Regions from separate parts of the Homo sapiens genome. Here region 2 is linked to region 1. Evidence: chromatin loops called from intact Hi-C (ENCODE). Cell type or tissue: PC-3. All regions are shown on one strand.

What was found. A loop is a pair of places that touch in the nucleus more often than their neighbours do. Peaks named below come from ENCODE experiments on the same cell type or tissue, not always from the same donor. Only the 100,000 strongest peaks of a DNase experiment are listed, where the experiment ranks them.
Region 2: a loop joins it to region 1, with 2.7 times the contacts of the local background. A loop is called at or near these places in 2 of 110 quality-filtered maps.

What each region holds. Positions count from the first base shown.
Region 1 is chrX:93,671,179-93,679,178 of GRCh38, reverse strand. NAP1L3 (nucleosome assembly protein 1 like 3) reads left to right here and starts at 5,601. Exons shown (of 1, transcript NM_004538.6): 1 at 5,601-8,000. The coding sequence starts at 5,875. The coding sequence ends at 7,395. It overlaps FAM133A (family with sequence similarity 133 member A), which reads right to left and starts at 4,973. Exons shown (of 4, transcript NM_001171109.2): 1 at 4,905-4,973; 2 at 4,427-4,498. In PC-3, no CTCF peak of the experiment used is centred here; no DNase peak of the experiment used is centred here; H3K4me3 peaks cover 2,516 bases.
Region 2 is chrX:93,581,943-93,589,942 of GRCh38, reverse strand. No RefSeq gene overlaps it. Among named protein-coding and RNA genes, the nearest start is that of NAP1L3, 88 kb to the left of the region's middle. RefSeq lists an enhancer at 3,629-4,828. In PC-3, no CTCF peak of the experiment used is centred here; no DNase peak of the experiment used is centred here.

The sequences.
Region 1 (8,000 bases):
CCATTTTTGCAAGCAGGTCTCTCTTTATCAGGAGTGAGAAAAACAAGGGCATTATTTGTGCTCCTGAATAATGCTAACTACCATTCTTGTGGCTGGGCTATGGACATCTACACACTGGCAACTCCACAAAATAGAAGAACATTTATGTTTCTTTTTGTTATTTCTTTTCTAGGTTTTTACTGCTGTTATCTGACCCTTTATCTCACATAGTTGGGAGCAGAAGTGAAAGGTCAAGGATGAAGATCCAGCTCCTGTGACTGTCTCCATTGTAATGAAATTCTGTTATCACACAATTTTGTTCTCATTCTTTCCCAAATGCATCTAACAAATGGATAACTACCGATTGTGTCATTAAAATCAGTACACAAAGGAACAGATTAGAGCTTCCAACATAGACCCACACATACAAGGACAGCTAATTTTGACAAATGTGCAAAGGCAAATCAGTGGTGAAAAGACAGTCTATTCAACAAATAGTGCTGGAACAACTGCATATCTATATCAAAAGAAATAAACCTTCAATCCATACCTTGTACTTTTTGCAAAAATGTATCAGACCTAAATGCAAAACCTAAAAGTATAAAACTTAAAAAAAATGGAAGAAAATAATTGTGACTTTGGGTTAAGCAAAGATTTCTAAGAGATGACACACAAAGTATGCTCCATAGAAGAAAAACAAGATAAACTGGACTTCATCGAAATTGCAAACTTCTTATCCCAATTACCCTGATTTGACCATTACACATTGTATTCATGTATTGAAATCACATGTGCCCCCAAAATATGATGTATCAATATAAAAATTACTAACATTTCCTCTTTAAAAACAGTAAAAGGCACCCTTAAGAGAATGCAAAGAAAATATGCAGTCTGAGAGAAAATATTTGCAGAAGCTATAACTGATAAAGAACTTGCATCCAGAGTATATAAAGAACTATCAAAACTTAATGATAAAACAACAATCCTATTTTTTTAAATGGACAAAATACAAATGGTCACTTCACCAAAAAAGATATGTGGATGGCAAATCAGCACATGAAAAGGTATTCAACATCATTAGTCATCAAAGAAATATAAATTAAGATCACAATGAAATACTACTGAATACTTATTAGAATGGCTAACTTTTAAAACACTGCCCATATCAAATGTGAGCACTATTGGTGGAAATGCAAAACAACCACTTTGGAAAACAGGTAATTTCTTAAAAAGTGAAACATACACCTACCATGTGATCCAGTCATTCCACTCCTATGTATTTTTCTAAAAGAAATTAAAACATATGTCCATACAAAACTTATATACCAATGATCATAGCAGCCTTATTTGTAGTAGCCCAGAACTCAAAACAACAAAAATGCCCATCAACAAATTGTAGTATTGCCAGGTAATGAATAATTACTCAGCAGTAAACAGGAAAAATAAACTCCTGATACACACAACAACATGGGTAAATTTCAAAATAAGTCTGCAAAGACAGGCAAAAAGAGGAACATACTACATTATTCCACTTATATAAAATTTTAGAAAATGCAAATTCATCTATAGGAACAGAAAACAGATCAGTGAATATCTAGGGACAAGAGGAGGGATTCAAAGGCATATGAGGAAACTTTCAGGGATGACACAATTTTCATTATTTTGTCTGTGGTGATACTTTCACAGATACACACATTTATTGTGTGCCTATTATCCATCAATAAAATGGTTTTTAAAAAAGAATTCACTTGTGTATTCAGATACAACTTGTCCAAGAAGAACAGGAGGAAGTCATTCAAAAATAAATGAACTTGCAATGCTTTGCTTCTTAGATACCTACAAAAAAAGATAATGCTGCTACACTTGTCATTATATACCTTGCGTGTTTGTGTGGTAGGAGTGGGTGGTGGAAGGGATTGTGTGTATGTTCATATTAAGGGAGGTATCAACAGATGTTAATGTACTATGTTCAGTCTGAGTATACTATCAGATTCTGTGTTATGTATCATCTCATGTAGAAGCATGAACATTTAGCCCCCCCGCCAAAAAATCATGTTAATTGAACAAAAAAACATATCACTATGCAAATAATTTATATCTAACCTTATTAAGAAAAACAAGCATATGATATGATAAAACTAATACTTATATTTCACAGTAGAACAAATAGGATATAATGCATCAATTAAATTGATTATGAAGAAAAAGCTTATTTTCTTTTAGATACCTACTACATAAAATTAAAGAAACTAATTGACCAAAAAAAAAAAAAAGGCTACAAAAATAAGTGTGTTACAAGATCCCTATGTATACACAATTAAAGTAGAGAATTGTGATTAGAAAAAGTCATCTACTTTCAACCATTTTCATTGCCTATATCTGGAAAAAATAATTCCAAATTGAAAATAACAATTGTTGATTAGTACATTATTTTTGTATGATGTTTTTGTAAGCTTTTTTCTATTTTTCATCTCCATGTTCCATTCCAAACTTTTCCAGGATCAGTGTGAGTGGTTAAGTAGTAATCTGTAATCCTTGAAAAGCATCCAAAAAACCCCACAAGTATCCAAAAAAAAAAAAACAACCAATTTTAATATGAAAGTAACTGAAAGTAATTTAGTCACATTTGCCCAATATCATGCGTTATTTCCTGAAGAAATCATAGTTGTCTTAAGTCAAGGCCAAAATCATTTTACCTTTAGGATTTCACCATTGATTAATTTCTTGCTTAATTCAGTGGCAAAAAAATATGAATAGACAATTCTCAAAAAAACATAAACATATGAAAAGACAATCTTACCACTAATCTAAGAAATATGAATACATAATATTGATAAATTAATTTGGAGATGTTGATTACAAATGTAAGTAGTGATTACTTCTCAGTGGTATTTTGAGTTACTTTTAATTTCTTCTTTGTATTTCAATGTATTGCCTGACTTTATCAATGAACACATATCATCTTCACAAAATGTAAAGTTATCTTAAAACCGACTCATTAGTTGTTTGCAGCAAACGTCTGACCAATGGATCAGAAAAGAATTTAGAGACAGACCCAAGCAATTTATTTAATGTGATCAAAATAGCATTTCAAGTAAGCAGGAGATAGAAAGATTACCAAATAAATGGTACTAGAAGAATTAGCTAGCTAATAAAAATAAATATTTTAAAAATCTGGATCCCTAACTCATGACTGACTCTAAAATACTAATTCCTAATGCTACAAAGTTTAAAACATAAGAGCATACATTTTTTTAAATCTCCATAATTTAAAATAAAAATAGTAAGTTTCAGAACAATATTTATGGTATAACATCAATGACGTAAATCATTGTTTCTATAACATATGTTTTGATTAAAATTATTCAACGAAAGGATATGCACTTAGTAAATTTCATTCACCATTATACTACAATCCTCTACCACATTTGCCCGGCATATGACAAGCACAAAAATATATTAGTTGAATAACAAAAAAATGAACTTTATGCACTGTTGGAACTGTAAATTGTGATAATAATTCTGCAGAGAGTTTGGCAATATGTATACAATAATAATTTCATAATATGAAATGATCATCCCCAAGCCATCCATTTCTAGGAATTTATCTTATGACCAATTTTCACAAGTGCATAGAAATACATGCTTTAGGTATCCAGGGACACTTTGATTATAGCAGGAAAATAGTATGTATTTAAGGGGAGAGATGGTATAGAAATGGCCACCCTATAACAGGAATCTGGTCAAATAAATTAAGGCAATTATTTCCATGGAATATGCACTTACTTAAAAATAAGATGTCGATCATTTGCCATGAAAATATAGCCATTAGTAATTGATAAATTAAATGAAAAGATTACAAAACATAATATGGTGTCACATAGATAAAGCAGTATACATAAATAGGCAGGTATGTATATGCACAAGGAAATTTCTGGAAGGAAGTGCATCAAAATGCTAGTAATTCTTATCATTTGGTGGTTAAGATTTTGTGTTTTTACTACTGTTGGAATTTTCTATATTGTTTTATCTTTGCAATGTTCACAGACTTTGACAATTAGAGATAAACAATAAAAGTAAATGCATTTATGAAACAGAAAAGCGTTTCCTAACTTTTAAAAAACGTGATTACATGACAAAGCACAAATTCTATAAAGATTAATCTAACTTTAATACATTTCCTCATTTGAAATGAATAATTTATCATATTTCATATTTTAATTTACCACTTGTATTCTATGACCAGGTTTAGATAGTTAATGCGGTTAAGTATGTAATTGTCTACATTAGTATGCCAAATTACCTCTGTGGATTTTCCTGTTTCCATAGAATTATCAAGATAATTCTCTAAAATAAATCTTTAAATGACTGTATCCTGTAAACTTTTATTCAGATGGAGATGAGTAATTTTTGTCATTCTTTAAAATGTGCTAAATATGATCCTTACCTTTCAATGAAAAGTAAATACTCGTCTTTTTTATTGTACCAAGGGAGTTGTTCTGTAGCAGAAAAAAAAATCCTGTAAATAAAAATAACAAATACTCGTTTTTAAACTTCATTTTGCAAAAGTTTATTCACATATTACTGGACTTGTAAATCATACTATAGTATGGCTAGAATTTTACAACATTAGAAGGAAATTGGTGGCAGATGACATCGCATACACTGACAGAAGATGCACATTCATTAGCACAAATTCCCCCTCCCATCCCACTGTTCTTGGAATTGAAACCTGCTGCACAAAAGTATAACGCAAATCATTTGCTTTTTAACAATACTACCTAACATTTAATACCTCTTTGTTTTATCTACAAGGTTGTTACAAGCATTGAGAAGGGCTACGTGGCAAGTTAGCAGCAAGGTTGGGGTATATAATATGCCAGCCTAAAAAGAGAAATATAATAAAAATGGTGTAACTGACTCACGGCAACATGGGTTCGCAAACCTTGTAGATGGATATAAACCAGGCTTGCCAAACATCACAGACAGCACTTATTAAATCAGCTTCGTGGAATGCAATACGCCTGCTGTCTAGTCCCTCCCTCCTCTGCCAATAACCGACTCTCCCCTTTTTTATCCAGTGTAAAAATGCATGCTCATAGAATATTTAGAGAAAATCGTTTTGTTTTTAAATCGTCCATAGTCACACTACCCAATGACGCCATTTGGACCATTTTCATTCAATTTTTTTTTTTTTTTTTTTTTTTTTTTACAGCTTTTTGTCAAGAGACCCGTGACAAACTAAACGGGAATTCAGGGTGGGCGGATGGGAGAAGGAAGACACGCCTCTTTTGCCCTTGTTAGGAACTATGGCTGGTATTTTTACCTCATGTCTACGCTTTTTTTTCTTTTTTAATTATAAAACTATAAATATAGACTTTTTGGGGGGCAGGGGGACACCTTCCAAGGGGTCGCACCTCAGCCAGCGAGCGGCGTCTGGGAAGGTGGGCGGAGCCAGGAGTAGTGGCGTTTGGCCGTTCGTTGGGCGTACAGTTTGTCAATTAAGGTGGACCAGCAAATGAGGAGCGAACTAAAGGCACACTGGGAACGAAATTAACGGGAGGTCTGACTGCAAGGGGAGGGGGCTCGCGATCTAAAACGAGAAGAGATCTCGGGGTCTCATACTGCGCCATTCGGCTGCGGTACATCTCGGCACTCTAGCTGCAGCCGGGAGAGGCCTTGCCGCCACCGCTGTCGCCCAAGCCTCCACTGCCGCTGCCACCTCAGCGCCGGCCTCTGCATCCCCAGCTCCAGCTCCGCTCTGCGCCGCTGCTGCCATCGCCGCTGCCACCTCCGCAGCCCGGGCCTCCGCCGCCGCCACTCAAGCATCCGTGAGTCATTTTCTGCCCATCTCTGGTCGCGCGGTCTCCCTGGTAGAGTTTGTAGGCTTGCAAGATGGCAGAAGCAGATTTTAAAATGGTCTCGGAACCTGTCGCCCATGGGGTTGCCGAAGAGGAGATGGCTAGCTCGACTAGTGATTCTGGGGAAGAATCTGACAGCAGTAGCTCTAGCAGCAGCACTAGTGACAGCAGCAGCAGCAGCAGCACTAGTGGCAGCAGCAGCGGCAGCGGCAGCAGCAGCAGCAGCAGCGGCAGCACTAGCAGCCGCAGCCGCTTGTATAGAAAGAAGAGGGTACCTGAGCCTTCCAGAAGGGCGCGGCGGGCCCCGTTGGGAACAAATTTCGTGGATAGGCTGCCTCAGGCAGTTAGAAATCGTGTGCAAGCGCTTAGAAACATTCAAGATGAATGTGACAAGGTAGATACCCTGTTCTTAAAAGCAATTCATGATCTTGAAAGAAAATATGCTGAACTCAACAAGCCTCTGTATGATAGGCGGTTTCAAATCATCAATGCAGAATACGAGCCTACAGAAGAAGAATGTGAATGGAATTCAGAGGATGAGGAGTTCAGCAGTGATGAGGAGGTGCAGGATAACACCCCTAGTGAAATGCCTCCCTTAGAGGGTGAGGAAGAAGAAAACCCTAAAGAAAACCCAGAGGTGAAAGCTGAAGAGAAGGAAGTTCCTAAAGAAATTCCTGAGGTGAAGGATGAAGAAAAGGAAGTTCCTAAAGAAATTCCTGAGGTAAAGGCTGAAGAAAAAGCAGATTCTAAAGACTGTATGGAGGCAACCCCTGAAGTAAAAGAAGATCCTAAAGAAGTCCCCCAGGTAAAGGCAGATGATAAAGAACAGCCTAAAGCAACAGAGGCTAAGGCAAGGGCTGCAGTAAGAGAGACTCATAAAAGAGTTCCTGAGGAAAGGCTTCAGGACAGTGTAGATCTTAAAAGAGCTAGGAAGGGAAAGCCTAAAAGAGAAGACCCTAAAGGCATTCCTGACTATTGGCTGATTGTTTTAAAGAATGTTGACAAGCTCGGGCCTATGATTCAGAAGTATGATGAGCCCATTCTGAAGTTCTTGTCGGATGTTAGCCTGAAGTTCTCAAAACCTGGCCAGCCTGTAAGTTACACCTTTGAATTTCATTTTCTACCCAACCCATACTTCAGAAATGAGGTGCTGGTGAAGACATATATAATAAAGGCAAAACCAGATCACAATGATCCCTTCTTTTCTTGGGGATGGGAAATTGAAGATTGCAAAGGCTGCAAGATAGACTGGAGAAGAGGAAAAGATGTTACTGTGACAACTACCCAGAGTCGCACAACTGCTACTGGAGAAATTGAAATCCAGCCAAGAGTGGTTCCTAATGCATCATTCTTCAACTTCTTTAGTCCTCCTGAGATTCCTATGATTGGGAAGCTGGAACCACGAGAAGATGCTATCCTGGATGAGGACTTTGAAATTGGGCAGATTTTACATGATAATGTCATCCTGAAATCAATCTATTACTATACTGGAGAAGTCAATGGTACCTACTATCAATTTGGCAAACATTATGGAAACAAGAAATACAGAAAATAAGTCAATCTGAAAGATTTTTCAAGAATCTTAAAATCTCAAGAAGTGAAGCAGATTCATACAGCCTTGAAAAAAGTAAAACCCTGACCTGTAACCTGAACACTATTATTCCTTATAGTCAAGTTTTTGTGGTTTCTTGGTAGTCTATATTTTAAAAATAGTCCTAAAAAGTGTCTAAGTGCCAGTTTATTCTATCTAGGCTGTTGTAGTATAATATTCTTCAAAATATGTAAGCTGTTGTCAATTATCTAAAGCATGTTAGTTTGGTGCTACACAGTGTTGATTTTTGTGATGTCCTTTGGTCATGTTTCTGTTAGACTGTAGCTGTGAAACTGTCAGAATTGTTAACTGAAACAAATATTTGCTTGAAAAAAAAAGTTCATGAAGTACCAATGCAAGTGTTTTATTTTTTTCTTTTTTCCAGCCCATAAGACTAAGGGTTTAAATCTGCTTGCACTAGCTGTGCCTTCATTAGTTTGCTATAGAAATCCAGTACTTATAGTAAATAAAACAGTGTATTTTGAAGTTTGACTGCTTGAAAAAGATTAGCATACATCTAATGTGAAAAGACCACATTTGATTCAACTGAGACCTTGTGTATGTGACAT
Region 2 (8,000 bases), 89 kb after region 1:
ATTTCCTGTAAGTCTGATATGCTAACAACATCTTAATTTCACCTTCGTTTTTGAACAAGATTTTATAAAGGAGATTTTCTAGGAGGAGATTTTCTATAATTCTGGAGAGATAGTCATTTTCTTTCAATTCTTTGAAGATATCACCCCACAATAGTCTTATGTTGTTCAAGATTTCTAATGAGAAGTCAGCTGCCAATCTTATTGAAAAAACTTGTTTCTGTTAAATTATTGTCCTTTGCTGCATTCAAGATTTTTCTCCCTGTCTTTGACTTTTTCAATTTGACTGTGGTATGTCTTGATGTGGTTCTCTTTCAGTTTATACTATTTTGAATTTCCTGGGCTATTTGGACCAGTAGATTAGTGTTTTTCATCAGACTTAGCAAGATTTCAGCCATTATTTCTTCAAATACTTAATTGGCCCCTTTATTTTCTCCTTCTGTGTGTCCATTATGCATATGTTGGTATTCTTGATGGTGTCCCACTGGTTTCTGATGTGCTGGGTTTTTTTTTTTTTTTTTTGAGACGGAGTCTCGCTGTCGCCCAGGTTGGAGTGCAGTGGCGCGATCTCGGCTCACTGCAGGCTCCGCCTCCCGGGTTCACGCCATTCTCCTGCCTCAGCCTCCCGAGTAGCTGGGACTACAGGTGCCCGCCACCTCGCCCGGCTAATTTTTTGTATTTTTAGTAGAGATGGGGTTTCACCGTGTTAGCCAGGATGGTCTCGATCTCCTGACCTCGTGATCCGCCCACCTCGGCCTCCCAAAGTGCTGGGATTACAGGCGTGAGCCACCGCGCCCAGCCTGGGTTTTTTTTCTTTACTCTTTTTGTTTCTTTTTGTTCATCAGGTAGGTTTGCTGATTCTTTCTTTTGTCATTCAAATATGTTGTTGAGCTCCTCTAGTCCATTTTTAATTTCAGTTATTGTATTTCCCAGCTCCCGAATCTTTATTTGATTGTATTAAAATAATTTCTCTCTATTGATATTCTCTGAGGAGATATTTGTCATACTTTCCTTTAATTCTATAAACGTGATTTCCTGAAGTCTTTGAAGATAGTTGCATTAGCTGATCGAAAGCCTTTGTCTCTAGTTATCTCTTAGTGCTATTTTCTAGTGTCTTTTTATACCCATTAGTATGTGATATATTTTTGTTTCTTTCCCTGTCTTGTAATTTTTCATTCAGAAATGAAAATTTTAAGTATATATTTTGTCAACTCTGGTATCTGATTCCTATATCCCCAAGATTTGTGATTGTTGGCTTTACTCTTGTGGTTGTGCTATTGTTTTTTGTTCACACTTATTTGTTTAGCACTCTCCTGGACTATTTCTCTAAATTATATATTCTCTCTAGTGTATGGCCTCTGGGATTTCTGCCAGATTTTTTATAAGTACTAATTTTTATTTCAAGCCTGGATTCCTAGTGATCACACCTGGGTCATTGTAAATTTAGTGGTCAGCCAGTGATTGGCCAGATTTCCTTAAATGCCTTTCCCAAATGACTTCTACCCTTTGTCAAGAGAATCTGTGTGAGAAAGTATGTCTTCACACTTTAGGGAGCTTTCAAAAAGGCTTTACCTTTCTCTTCCTGCTTTTACAGGGTGGCAAGGTCAGTCAGAGTTGAGTGACTTGTGTTTTGTCCTCTTCTGGGCATGTCCATATTGTCATACATACACGCATCATTTTAAATCCCTTGGAATCTTTTGGAGCTTTTCCTATGGTCATTTAATTCTCCAGGATTAGCTTTTCAATTCTCATTCAGGTACTTATTTGCCTCAATCGATATCACAGCCTTAGATAGCTGAGATGTTGCCAGCAGTTTATGAATTTTTTTTTTTTTTGTAATGTCGTAGGTTAGGCATAGCATTTTTTTTCTCTCTAAGCTGAGCTGTGAGTCAAATACCCACCCTACTCTGAGAACAGAGATTTCTAAGGGAGCTGTAAGTTCAGATAAATTATTGACTGTTCTCTGGGGATTGTGCACTAACAGAACTCCAAAAGTAGTTAGAGCTCTCCATTGTTGGAAATACCATTCAGTTTTGACTCCTGCACCACCGAACTGGAGGGGGAGGGTGGAAATAACCTCAAGTAAAAATGTTACGGCCTCTGTTGTCTTATTGCGGTTCAATAGTTTCTCTTTTATAGACAATTTTTTGGGTTGTTCTGTGGAAATGGTTTATTTTCATTGGTTTTGCAATAAAATAGTTGTTTATTAGGTTGCTTTAGTTGTACAGTCTTGTACTGCATAATGATGTTTTGGTCAACAACAGATCACATATACAACAGTGGTCACATAACATTATAATGAAGCTCAAAAATCCCTATTGCTCAGTGACATTGTAGCCATCCTAATATCATAGTGCAATGCATTACTCAGGTGTTTGTGGTGATGCTAGTGTAAACAAACCTACTGTGCAGCCAGTCATATTAAAATGATAGCACATACTATTATGTGCAGTACATAATACTTGATAATAATAAAAACAATTAGTTACTGGTTTATGTATTTAATATACTTTTACTGTAATTTTAGAGTGTACTTCTTTTACTTATTAAAAAAGTATACTATGCAGGCAGCAACTTCTTACATCTTACGTTTACTGAGTCTCTTAATTGCATCATTTTCTATTGTGCTTGATTTACATCTCTTGTTATTTTGTTCATCATGGCCCTTAAGTGTCGAAAATCCACTGCTAATGTTGCCAGTAAGAGCCACGGTTGACAGCTTGACCTGGAAGCAAAATTAAAAGTGATTAAGGGCCGGGCACAGTGGCTCGCGCCTGTAATCCCAGCACTTCGGGAGGCCAAGGTGGGCAGATCAACTGAGGTCAGGAGTTCAAGACCAGCCTGGTCAACATGGTGAAACCCCATCTTTACTAAAAATACAAAATTAACCAGGCACGGTGACGCACACCGGTAATCCTAGCTACTCAGGAGGCTGAGGCAGGAGAATTGCTTGAACCCAGGAGGCGGAAGTTGCAGTGAGCCAAGTTCGCTCCATTGAACTCCAGCCTGGGTGACAAGAGCGAAACTCCATCTCAAAAATAAATAAACAAATAGAAGTGATTAAAAACTCCAAAGATGAAAACTCAGTGATAGTTATTGCCAGTCACACATATCCCATTCCACCATGATCTATGATCTTGAAGAACAAGAAGAAACTGATGGAAGCTATTAGAGGATCTGCTTCATTGAAAGCAATAATACAAAAATGATGAAGAACCCCCAAGAAAATTGGAGTGAAGGGTTTAGCAGAAGCCTTTGAAGACCTCAGCAAGATTTTTTAAAAGGTTATACGGACCCCCAACAACAAAAGGTTTTCATTAATAGAGAGGAATGCTTATGGTGCATTAAGCACATCTGTGATGTAACAATGAAATAAACCAAACAACTAACCATGGGCATATTTCTGACAATAGTGATATATCCTGAAGAAGAACGCTCAGGCATGTCCTTCACAAGGTATTTCAGAAGAAGGCATTGTTATCATAGGAGATGACAGCTCTATGCATGTTATTGCCCCCTGAAGACCTTCCAGGGGGACAAGATGTAGAGTTGGAAGACAATGACACTGATGAACCTGACCTTGTGTAGGCCTAGCCTCATGTGTGTGTTTGTGGCTTAGTTTTTACACAAAAAGTTTTAAAAGTAAGTAAATAAATAAATTTAAAATTGAAAGCTAAGTATGGTGGCATGCACCTGTAGTCCCAGCTATTTGGGAGGCTGAGGCTGGAAGGTATCTTGAGCCCAGGAGTTTGAGGCCAGCCTAGGCAATATAGTGAAACCCTGTCTCTTAAAATAAACAAACAAACAAATAAATAAAAATAGATGAAAGCTTACAGAATAAGGATACAAAAAAGAAAATATTTTTGTGCAGCCGTGCAATGTGTTTATGTTTTAAGTGTTATTTAAAAACAAAGGTTAACAAATTTAAAAGTTTATAAAGTAAAAACATTAGAGAAAGTTAAATTTAATTGATCATTGAAGAAAGAAAAATATTTTTAAAATAAATTTAATGTAGCCTAAGTGTACAGTGTTTTTACAGTCCACAGTAGTATACAGTAATATCCTGGGCCTTCACATTAACTCATGAGTAATTCACTGACTCACCCTGTGATGATTAATAATGAGTGTCAACTTGATTGGATTGAGAGATACAAAGTATTAATCCTGGGTGTGTCTGTGTGGGTGTTGCCAAAAGAGATTAACATTTGAGTCAGTGGGCTGGGGAAGACAGATCCACCCTTAATCTGGCAGGCAGAATCTAATCAACTGCCATAGAATATAAAGCAGGCAGAAAAATGAGAAAAGGGGAGACTGGCCTAGCCTCCCAGCCTACATCTTTCACCCATGCTGGATGCTTTCTGTCCTCGAACTCCATGTTCTTCAGTTTTGGGACTCGGACTGGCTCTCCTTGCTCCTCAGCTTGCATACAGCCTATTGTGGGATCTTGTGACCCTGCAAGTTAATACTTAATAAATTCCCATATATATGATATATCATATATTACAGATATAGCTATATATCATATCATATATATAATATATCTCTCTATATATCACATCATATATAGATATATATGACATATATATCATATCATATCTATCTATCCTATCCTATTAGTTCTGTCCCTCTAAGAGAGCCCTGACTAATACACACCCCAAGCAACTTTCAGTCCTGCAAACTCCATTGATGGTATGTGCACCATACAGGTGTTACATTTTTTAATTTTTCATGCCACATTTTTACTGCAACTTTTCTGAGTATAGATATATTTAGATACACAAATACTTACTCTTGTTTTACAATTGCCTGCGGTATTCAGGACGGTAACATGTATACAGGTTTTGTAGCCTAGGAGCAATTGGCTATACAATATACCCTAGGTGTGTAGTAGGATATACCACCTAGGTTCCTGTAAGTACACTCTATGATGTATCCCTGTCATTGACTGATGCATGACCGTGTTTACAGTGTTTTAGAGGGAGAGCAAGTTAACCAAGTTTCTCATTCTACCAGGCCTGAGATTTTACCCCTTACCGTTTTATTGTGTTTTATAATATTTCTTGTAATTTAATTTAAGGCCCATCTAGATAATCTAGAATAATCTCTCCACATCAAGATCCTTAACCTAATCACATATGCAAAGACTCTTGCCAACTAAGGTAACAAGTCACAAATTCTCAATATATTTCTTCTGTTCCTCCTTCTGATATTTCTCTTTTCTTAATTGAATACTTTTAAAATTCTATCTTGATTTACTTACAGTACCTTTCTATATATTACTTTGTTTATCTTAGTAGTTGTTCTAAGTGTGACAATATACCTCTATAACTTAGTATGGTCTACTGGTATTGTCTCTACCTCTTATTCTGGAACTTTGATGTTAGATCTTTTGCTATTGCACCACAGGACTCTAAGGCTAATTTCATTTTTTTCCAGTCTACTTTTTATCTCTTGTTCATAATGGATAAATTCTATTATTCTTTCTTCAAGTTTCTTGATTCTTTTCTCTTTTCTTTTTAATCTACTGTTGAGCTAATGTAGTGAATTTTTATCTCAGTTAATGTACTTTTTAATTCTGTAAATTATATTATATTTGGCTCTATTTTATTTCTTTTGCTCCTTTGCCAAGATTATATATTTTTTCCATTAGTTCCAACAATATTTATAATTGATCATTGGAGCATTTTTATAAATTCTGCTTCATAATATTTGCCAGATCATTGCAATATCTAAATAATTTGCATTTTGACCTCTGTTGTTTTTTCAGGTTGTAATTTTCCGTTTTTTGGGGTATGATGAGTAATTTTCTATTATATCCTAGGCATATGAGACTTCAGATTCTATTTAAATCTTCTGTTTTACTAGGAATTCATCTTATTTTAGTGTGCAAGTCTGGCCTCCTCTTTTGAGCTGTGTTTCCAATAACAATTTACTATCCACAGCCCTTGCAGTGCTATTTTGGTTTACTTTGTGTAGCACTTGTGAGGCATTCTGAAACAGTGTGATTTTCTACACTGTAGTTTAGTTCTCAAACCTTTCTGTGTGTTGATACTAGTCACATTAAGGTGTGAGTCATTGCAGGGTCTTTTCAGTACTTCCTATGCAGATATAAAGATTCCCTGTCTCCAACTTCCTTCTCTTTGATATCCTTCCTTTACCCTCTATTTGGGAGGGAGATGGGCACCTTTTGATAGAACTTGGAAATGGTGCAAGTCTAGACTCACTACTTGGTCTTTTGTTATAATGTACCAACATGGAAGTGGAATTTTAGGTCATCTGACATGGCTTGTTGGGGAGTATTAGTAAAGACTTTCACTCGGCCCTCACTGATGCTGCCAGTGGGGGAGACAATTACCTCCCAAGGGTACTCAATGCCATCTTATTTGTCTATTTTATTTATTCTACTGGCTTTTGCTCATAAATTATTTTATTCTATGTAATTTTGCAATTTTTTCACATGGTGTTCATATTTATTGGTGCTTTAAATATAAGAATTATTTGATAATTTTAATTAAGAGTTTTAGAATTTGACTTAAATATTTCTTAATTCCTTCTTGCTCCTTTAATAAATAAAATATATTTTTTAAAGAAATTATCTATCACTTTCTCTTGTTCTCACTGGGAAGGTTGGTTAATGTACTGAGAATGCCATATAGCTGATAATTGAGTCTTGTTTTTATTAAAAATCAGACTAAGTTAGAGTCTGCTCAGGAAATTTACTAGAATTTAACTTTCCTTTTGTTCAGAGAACAAAATCTAGAGTTGGTAAATATCTTGTTTTGCTTCTTAAAATCATTAGTCTCTCAAGATTAATTGAATCCAATAACTCCCCTCTTGATTTATATTGTTTTGTGTAGCTGTTAATTGTCAGATTATATAGAAGGCAGAATAGCAGTCCTCCAAAGATATCAACATCCTAATCCTGAGAATTTGTGAATAGTTACCTTACTTGTCAAAAGAGATTTTGCATATGTGATTAGGTTAAGGATCTTGATGTGGGGAGATTATTCTATATTATCTAGGTGGGCCTTAAATCCAATTACAAGGAGTCTTGAAAGATAAAAGAGGGAGGCAGAAGAGTCAAAGAAGGAGATACTGTGATGGAAATATAGATCAGAATGCAATTGCTAGCTTTGGAGATGGTGGAAGAGAGCATGAGCCAAGGACTACAGGTGGACCCTAGCAGCAGGAAAAGGCAAGAAAGTAGATTATTTCTTTGAGACTGCAGAAAGTGACGCAGCCCTGTTAACACCTTGACTTTAACCCAGGCCTGGTTTCTGACCTCTGGAACTATGTGATAAGAAATTTGTGCTATTTTAAGGTACTAAGTTTATGTTCATTTTTTACTGCAGTCATAGGAAACTAGCATTGAGGAGTAATTATTGCTTGAAATTGTGTTTAAAGCATGATGACTTAGAGAGTTTTCTATAACTCTCTTAAATGACTAAAAATACCTGTTTTGATAAAATGTACAAGTCAAAAGTATTGCATTCTCACTACGATATAAACCTCTTGGGTCTTAATTGCCCTTTTATCTTGGTAATATTTATAAATTAAAAAAACAAAACTAAAAGTAAAACAAACAAAAAACTCAAAACTCTACTCCAATTCACAAGTACCTTTTTCTCAACCCAGTTGCAGAGGTAGGTTAAATCATTCACTCAAACACAGATTTTGGTTAGGGGCCTTAACATTAAGAGAATATCAATTCTAACTTCTAATTATTAAGCAGTAGTTAAGAGCATGGGTTCTGTAGTCAGAGTATCTGATGTTTTCTCAAATACACCTTTGGAATTAAGTGGAAATGTTACAGTAGGTAGTTAGTTAGGCATGAGCAGGGCAGGAGAGGGCCCTCCTTACACCCCCACCAGGAAAGTCAGGTGACCATCTGGTGATGGTCAGGTGGTTTTTAACTGACTCTCTAAAATAATAATTGGTCGCAACCAGCACCAGGGGAAGGCAGCCTCCCTATAGACAGGAAACATCTGTAACTGGTAATTGGC